Linked DNA regions of Homo sapiens: region 1 is linked to region 2. A link is an interaction called in ENCODE POLR2A ChIA-PET data of the cell type or tissue named here. Cell type or tissue: Caco-2. All regions are shown on one strand. Each heading gives the region's core, and the rest is flanking DNA. Links, peaks and the distances in the headings are about the cores only.

Region 1 (4,398 bases), core at 95-4,094, 83 kb after region 2:
AGAAATCAGGGCCAGGCGCGGTGGCTCATGCCTGTAATCCGAGCACTTTGGGAGGTCAAGGCGTGCAAATCACGAGGTCAGGAGATCGAGACTATCCTGGCTAACACAGTGAAACCCCGTCTCTACTAAAAATACAAAAGATTAGCCGGGCGTGGTGGCAGGCGCCTGTGGTCCCAGCTACTCGGGAGGCTGAGGCAGGAGAATCGCTTGAACCCGGGAGGCGAAGGTTGCAGTGAGCTGAGATCGCGCCACTGCACTCCAGGCTGGGCGACGGGGTGAGACGCCATCTCAAAAAAAAAAAAAAAAAAAAAAAAAAAGAAATCAGGACATAAGATCTAAAATTAGCATTGTCCTAGAAAATCTGGACTGCACCCTCATACATATAAGATTGAAATCATCTTTTCGCCTTCATGTGTGTAAAACCTATTAAACTTTTTAAAAAACCTGTTAAGATTTAAAGTTTAAAAATAAACTAAAACAGACAATTTCCCCAGACAGAAAACTGTTCTAACTTTTCTGGGATGCCTGTGGCCTGAATAAAACAGGAGTCCACACAGGCACTTTTCCTTAATGCGCATACTTGAAAACCTGTGAACTTCCTTCTGTCTCTTTCTTCCTCTAACAACAAAACTCTGCAAATGAAACTCAAGCTCACCGCTTTAACTAAAGCCCGGAGGCGGGGGGCCCTTCCATCATTTCCTCCAGCTGCTTTACACCCATGAGTCTGTCTGCCCATTTCCCCAGCCCAACCACTTGGAAGCAGAGGATCCCAATGCTCAGAAACAGGACGAGGGAGCCCGAGGAGTTCCTGAGTCTAGATTTCCCCTGCTGGTGGCATAAGTTCTCACTCCACCTAAAATCGCTGCAGTTCTGAATATTCATTCAATAAGCCGAGAAACTGGGCTAGGTATTAAGAAAACAAAGATCGGCCGAGCGCGGTGGCTCACGCCTGTAATCCCAGCACTTTGGGAGGCCGAGGCGGGCGGATCACAAGGTCAGGAGATCGAGACCATCCTGGCTAACACAGTGAAACTCCGTCCAACTAAAAATACAAAAAATTAGCCGGGCATGGTGGTGGGCGCCTGTAGTCCCAGCTATCCGGGAGGCTGAGGCAGGAGAACGGCGTGAACCCGGGAGGCGGAGCTTGCAGTGAGCCGAGCAGCCTGGGGCACAAAGCCAGACTCCGTCTCAAAAAAAAAAAAAAAAAAAAAAAAAAAAAGAAAACAAAGATACGTAAGCAGTGTGCCATATTATAACTCAATTTGATAATAATTATAATTCACTGCTAAGAACAGAACTTTGTACAAGGAGCTAAGTAAGACAAAAATAGGGACCCAGTTTTGCCCGGGTAAGGGGAAGAAAAGGAAAGGCTTCACAGAAGAGGTAAAGTTTGAGCTGGGAGCTTAGAGGATGAATAGGACTTCTTCAGGAAGACAAGTGAATAAAACATTCCAGGGGAGAGAGATAGCATGTGGATTGAATTTTGGGGTCATTTTTCTGGGTTGATCTTTTTTGGGGCCCTTTTCCCCTCAGAAACATAGTTTCCTTCAGACCATGCCTCCCAGAGTATATAGTTTCTAAATGCCCTACAATCAAACTGATCTAAATTTTTCCCCTGGTTACAATGAGAGGTTATATTTGCTGCATTCATGGGCAGAAATGCGGTCAGACAGTGGATAAGAATATTAGCATATCCAGAATGGTTGTGGTACCCTTGCTCATACAGCATCTTGTTAGTCCTTTACTGCAGCATTTTCCAAGTTTGTTTTTCTCTAGCTTAGCAATACAGTAGATTGGAGTCTTCCAGGCAGCCTTAAGAAATATTGATGCCTGAGTCCCAGCTTCAGGGATTTTAATTTAATTGCTCTGGAGTGCAGCCTGGGTGTCGGATGTTTCAAAGTTCCCAGGTGATCCTGAGTGTAGCCAAGATTAAGATCTGTGCTTTAGAAATACCTCCATGTTTCTGTCTTCTCCAATAAACTGTGGACTCCAGTAGGGAGATGGGGATGTTATTCTTTTTCTCCATGCTCTACAGCTTCCACTGAAGTTCTTTACATTAATAATTGCTTATTCGATGTTTACTAAATTGGATCTGTAAGGACAGAGAACTGAAATAAATGACTCTTACTCTATGTGCCTCTGCTAGGAGAATTAAATGCACATAGAAAATCACTATATATTCTCAGAGAGGTGAAACATTGGGGATTATGGTGATAGGGGAAAACATGACTCCTGATAAAAGCAGGGCAGGTGAAACTGAAGCTACCAGGTCAACTGCTATATGAAACAGATATCTCATCTAAGGGAAAGCCAAGGTAATTTAGGTGTCCTCAGACAGGTTCTTGCACTTTCCTCCCAGAAAAAAGTCTGCCATATTATAACTAAATTCTAGGGTCCCAAAGTAAAGTTTCAGAAAGGCCTCCCCTGCTCCATTAATTTAGATAAAAATATATCTTCAAGGGGGTGTTTCTGAAATATAAGATCTGGTTAATTAGTAATTCTGTTCAGAGCCATCCATATGCAGTAATTTTAGCAGTGACAAGAAAGGCTTCTTCACCTCTTTCCTGTTCGACCTATCTCTTCCCAGCCAGTTCTGAGACTACCATTTGACATACTCCCTTGGCTGAGGTATTGAAGGTCCTTATTTATCTCTACCTATATATGATCTAAAAGAGGAATCATTCATTTATCCTATTATCTACTTCTCACCCATCCAAGCTTTAAGATTAATACATGAGTGGGGAAAATGGTAGATGGGTTGTCATAGCACAGAACTGGGGGCCAGGCATGGTGGCTCATACCTGTAACCCTAGCACTTTGGGAGGCTGAGGCGGGCGGATCACCTGAGGTCAGGAGTTCAAGACCAGCCTGGCCAATACGGCAAAACCCCGTCTCTACTAAAAATACATAAATTAGCCAGGCGTGGTGGCATGTGCCTGTAGTCCCAGCTACATGGGAGGCTGAGGCAGGAGAATCGCTTGAACCCGGGAGGCAGAGGTTGCAATGAGCTGAGATCACGCCACTGCACTCCAGCCTGGGTGAGAGTGAGACTCTGCATCTCAATTAGAAAAAAAAAAAAAAAAAGAACTGGGGACTGGTTACCCCTGTAATGATGGGATCCTGGGGCACCTGGGAGGAGAATGTACCCTATCACTTTGCTTTGTAATTTTTATTTTGCATGTTTGTCTCCCCCATTAGGTTATGAGTTCCTTGAGGATAAGGACTATGTCTTTACTTCTATATCCCTGGGGCACATAGCTATTAAAAAAGGTTTAATGAATATATGAATGGGTGGATATGTTAGTAAAAATTATCCAATACTTGAAAATAAGGCAAAAAAGGACATATACTCTTAAGATCTTGCTGGGACATTCTTAAATGGGCCTCTCTCTCTGGGAGAATGTACCTGTGCTTGACTTTGCTATTTAATATTTGACTAGAGCTGAGACATTGTGAAGATATTTATATGTTAACTTGTAGATTTCTTTCTAGCAGAAAATAATAACCCCAAAGGTTATGGACTTACTGCCCTCTAGGACATTAGCCAGTTTAGTGTTTACCTAGCAATCTTATGCTGAAATTCTTTTTAAAAAATGCCTATAAAGATGCATTCTTCAAATGCTCTTGGAACCAGCTTTATTATATCATTGGTTCCTTCGGTATTATGTTAATAAATCTTTAACATATGTTCATTCAATATTTGTAAAAGTCATGATTCTAACTTTTTGAAAATCATACTTTGTTGGATGCAATGGATGGATGAATGACTGGAAGCTAATAAGAGGGAGCGGAGGACCACAGAGAGGAATGGGGCATGGATGACAAACTTTGCTTCACAATTCTGCATCAACTGTTGGATAGGTTTTTTAGTTAGTCTATTTTTTAAGTCTAAAAATACCCTAACAACTAACTTTTTGTCCTCTTGAGATTATAAAGATTCACAAACATTCTCACAAGGTATAAAGACCATTTTTATTTCTTGAGATTTGTTTAAAAATTTAATGTCAAACAAGAATTTTTATAATATTGATTTTTTACATGATTTGGTTGAAAAAAAAAAACAGAAACATTTTCTGTAGAATGGGAAGTATCTGCTGGACCTACATGGATACATATGGGTATTTACTAATGAGCAGTAAGATTACAATCATGACAGTAGTTATAGCATTAATACTACCAAGAGTTAATACTTATTTTTGTGCTTACTATGTGCCAGGCACTTTATATGTGTAACCCCTCAAAGTAGGTAAAATTACTGGCCTTGTTTTACAAATGAAAAAAACTGAAGTTCTTCCCCAAAGTCATACCGTTGGAAAGTGGTCACTCCAAAGCCCTTGCTCTTAACTACCATCAGGGTTTCCTGACCAGTGAGACCACAGAGGGCTGGATCTGAATTCA
Region 2 (4,398 bases), core at 246-4,245:
CACATGATTGTTACCAATATGTTTCTATTTTTTTTTTTTTTAGCTGGGTATACCTGTAATACCTGTAGTCCCAGCTATTCAGGAGGCTGAGGTGGGAGGATCACCTGAGCCCAGGAGTTTGAGGCTGCAGTGAGCCATGGTTGTGCCACTGACGGCATGACAGAGTGAGAGTTTCTATTTTTTTAACAGAACCCCAACAGCGGTGCTTTCATTTTAGATCCAATTGATGATTAATGGACGGCAGAGTATGTCTTAAGAAAGACAGGTGAAAAATATCAGGTTGCAAAGCAAAGCACGTAAATATACCAAAGCCAGAATTTTTTTTATTTTTGTAAGGGGTAAAAGGCCATGAGTACTATTTTAGGAGTACCAAAAGTTCAAACACTGTAGTTGGAAATGGATAAAACCTCAATACCTTTGAATCTGACACTGAAATTTAGTATTTCTATCTTTTAAGTTCTTTTATCTCAAGGTATATAAAAGTGCTCCAAATAAATATGTCCAAATCTTGGGATTTTCTTTTTTTTTGACATGGAGTTTCACTCTTGTTGCCCAGGCTGGAGTGCAATGGCGTGATCTCGGCTCACCACAACTTCTGCCCCCTGAGTTCAAGCAATTCTCCTGCCTCAGGCTCCCAAGTAGCTGGGATTACAGGCATGCACCACCACGCCCGGCTAATTTTGTATTTGTAGTAGAGACAGGGTTTCTCCATGTTGGTCAGGCTGGTCTCGAACTCCCGACCTCAGGTGATCTGTCTGCCTTGGCCTCCCAAAGTGCTGGGATTACAGGCATGAGCCACCACGTCTGGTGAGCATTAAAAATTTTGTTATAAATTTCAGCATTAAAAAATGTGTTAATGGTTGATCCTAATTTTCTAGTGGGTAGGAGGTTAGCTTTAGTACCTGATTGAAAGAAAACAGCTTGAAAAACAGGAGAGGCTAGCACTAAATTGTTTTATGACTTTGGGCAGGAGACTCAAGAGAAGGAAAATAGAGAGCCCAACAGGTATTGAGCATCTATTATTGCCAAGCACTGTGTTTGCATATATTATTTCCCTGAGTTTTTACAACATTTCCTGTGGGTCGCCATTGTTACACTTTAAAGATGAGGAAATCAAGGCTCTGAGATGTTAACAGACTCTCCCACAATCGCACAGCTAAAGGGTAACAGCACTGGGATTAGAGTCCAGTACTGCCTAACTCCAAAGCCCATGCATATGCTTTCCACCACCCTCAGCTGCTCTTGCCTTGTTTCCTCATCTACAAAACAAGGGAGTTCAGTCAGATAATCTCTGATGCCCCTCAAGTTCTACCTGCATGGCCTTTGTGGTTGGGAGGAGAAAGGGGAATCAGGGCAGGGTCTCCGGCACTGTGCTGAGTGGTCTTCTTCTGAGTGGGAAAGCAATGAAACCACGTGTCTTACTGGTGCTGTACTGACTCCCTGTCCTGTGAAAGAAGGCTGCTGCTGCTGGCAACACTGCAAATGACGATGGGACTCCCAGGCCCACAGCCCTCAAAAGGAAGTGAGTCTTCTCATTCTCCTTTGCAGGGCCACTTTTTATAAATTTACATTTCCAAAACCAAATCCATCAACATTTACTGTTGAGAATTTTATTGTGCCCAACACTGAGTTAAATGGTATTGCAAGGCTCTATATACAATAGCAAGGAAGTATAAGATGTGGTCTGTATTCTCAGGAACTTACAACTAGCTGGGAGAACACAACACACAAAGCAATTTTTGAAGGACACTGTATAATGCAGGACTGAATTGTGTAGTCCAGATGATATGTACTACAGGAGTGCAGAGAAATGGGCGTTCAGTGGGGGCTACAGCACCCGTGAGAACTGGAGCAGAGACAACGTTATTCACCTTGCATTCTTGACTAGTCTTTCTTGGCCTTTTCTGTAATTGTGAAACCCTGGTATGACTCTTTGACATAGTTCAAACATTCTCTGCTTTGCAGGCTGCAGTGATGTCCTTCATATCACGTCATCTTAGTGCCACTTCATCTTTATTGGCATGTGTGGGAGGAACAAAACCCCAGTGGTATGCAAACACCGTCATGGGGACTTGCTTCAAGCCATGGGAAGTTTCACGCAAAGCCAGTTTCTCAGTAGGGCAAATGTTGTGTAAAAGTACAAGAAGTTTGAGAAACTAGTTAAAGGCAAAGCCTGTCACAGCAAGAATGAGATTTGAATGGGGACACTTTCCTGTCTGTGTCAGGGATGGTCTGATGGTCTACTCCCAGCCCCTCACCTTCGGAGCCCCTGTGCTTAAGTACTTCGCTGACAACATGGCCCAGAGGCGAAAGGACCTTGTCCAATGCAGCAGGAACTTCTTATTCCCAAACCCTCTGCCCACCCTCATAGGCCAGTCTTTTGATAAGAGGCTGTAGACCTGAAAAATTATTCTAGAATGTTGGATCTAATAGATTTAATAGTCACTATATATTTACTGCATGTTCTGAAACAAGGCTGGATTGAGGACTGTTTTCATTTGAGCTGAAGACACAAAATGAATATACAGGAAACAGCAGCTAAGTGTACCTGACAGATTAATGGCATCAAGTGCTAAGCCAAGGGTAATTGGTTCAGAAAAATGAGACACTGATAAGTACAGAAGTAATGAGGGAAAGTGTCACCAAGCCAACGTTTAGGAGAGACCTTAAAAAATGGAAAGAATCTGGATTGGCAGGAAAGAGAAATTATGACATTCTAGAAATGATATAGTACCTACTATTTCATGTGATGAATTATAAATTATAATAGGAAACCATTATCAAAGGCAAGAAAAGTGAAAGATATATTCATGGAAAACCAAAGCAGTCAGCCTGTCTGGAGGAAGGGTGGCATAAGAATGTACATAGCAAAAATTAATGGGAAGTTAAGATCATCTGAATAAGATGAATTCATCAACATACTTAGGCTGGGCACGGTGGCTCATGCCTATAATCCCAGCACTTTGGGAGGCTGAAGTGGGTGGATCGCTTGAGCCCAAAAATTCAAGACTAGCCTGAGAAACACAGTGAGACCCTTTCTCTACAAAAATACAAAACAATTTAGCGGGGTGTGAAGGTGTGCGCCTATAGTCCCAGGGAGTATAGTACTTGGGAGGCTGAGGTGGAAGGACAGCTTGATCCTGGGAGGTCGAGGCTGCAAGTGAGCTATGATCACTGCACACCAGTGTCGGTGACAGAGTGAGACACTGTCTCACACAAACAAACTTACCAAACATATATCAAGTGCTGATTACACTAGGTCTCTTGCTGCATAATTATAATAGTTTACACCTATTAAAGCTTACAATGTGCCTTGCACTGTGTTAAAGTGCTTTACATATATTATCTCATTTAATTGTCACGACAGACCTATGAGGTATATGTTACCTCATAGGTAATGTATCCATTTTACAGATGAAACTGATGAAACCCAGAGAGGCTAAGGAACTTGCTTCAGGTCACATAGTTACTGAGTGGGAAAGCCTAGTATTGAACCAAGTAAGTCAGCCCAAACACGGGTTCCGAGCACAATGCTAAACTGTCTCCACAGATATTACTACAATCTCATAAACTTCCCTATGACATAGGTATTATCACCCCAGTTTTGCAAATGGGGATTCAAGGTTTCGAGAGTCAGTGAATTGCCCAAGGTCATTCTGCTGAGTACGGGGCTAGGATTTGAAAGCAGATCCACTAACTCCAAGTCCATTAAACTTCCCATTACAATATAGCCACCTGGCAGAAATATTGTCTAGTATGAGATCAGATTAGAGGAAATTTTGACAGCAAAGAAGAGCAAGAAGTCTATATGAATAGGGAAGAACTTCAGGGTTTTGAATAGACATGATTTGATTAATGAAGGTAGTCTAGGTCTGGCCTCAGTCTTTCACAGGTAATTGAATCAGGGAAAGGGTAGACATGAACAGTAGATGATATTAGAGGAAGTAAGGACCTAGAAATGGGCATAGGAGAGAGGGAATGACAGAAACAAGATCAATATTTGAAGGAAAACCTGATTGTTCTAGGGGCTGAACAGCTGAGAGTGATGAAAGAGGAGATCAAATCAAAGAGGAATTTGCTTCTCTATATCTAAATAACTTCATGGACTATTGACAGGGACTGACAGTTTATATGAGCAGCTGATTTGTGGCAAAAAAAAAAAAAAAAAAAGAAGAAGGTTGTTTTTGGACATGTTGCAATCTGCTTGGCAGAACAATGACCTGCACATTCCAGAGGAAATGGCCAGTAGGCAGTCAGGGAAATGGGATTGGAGCTCAGGTAGAGAGCAGAAGCTGTCAATAGTATCTGACAAATAAGCTCTGCAAGGACCACTGAAGGGGCAGACAAGTCACATCCCAAGAAAAATAGGGTTTTTTTTTAATAATCAGAATGCGCCAG

What was found. ChIA-PET counts read pairs that join two places held together with the same protein. Peaks named below come from ENCODE experiments on the same cell type or tissue, not always from the same donor. Only the 100,000 strongest peaks of a DNase experiment are listed, where the experiment ranks them.
Region 1: POLR2A ChIA-PET joins it to region 2 with 5 read pairs; 4 of 35 experiments call an interaction of 5 or more read pairs at or near these places.

What each region holds. Positions count from the first base shown.
Region 1 is chr12:12,664,630-12,669,027 of GRCh38, forward strand. The region is part of intron 3 of GPR19 (G protein-coupled receptor 19); the gene reads right to left. Among named protein-coding and RNA genes, the nearest start is that of GPR19, 29 kb to the right of the region's middle. In Caco-2, for the core only: no CTCF peak of the experiment used is centred there; no DNase peak of the experiment used is centred there.
Region 2 is chr12:12,581,088-12,585,485 of GRCh38, forward strand. The region is part of intron 1 of LOC107984486 (a long non-coding RNA gene); the gene reads right to left. Among named protein-coding and RNA genes, the nearest start is that of DUSP16, 20 kb to the left of the region's middle. RefSeq lists enhancers at 2,356-2,415, 3,970-4,398. In Caco-2, for the core only: no CTCF peak of the experiment used is centred there; DNase peaks (open chromatin) are centred at 2,034 and 4,241.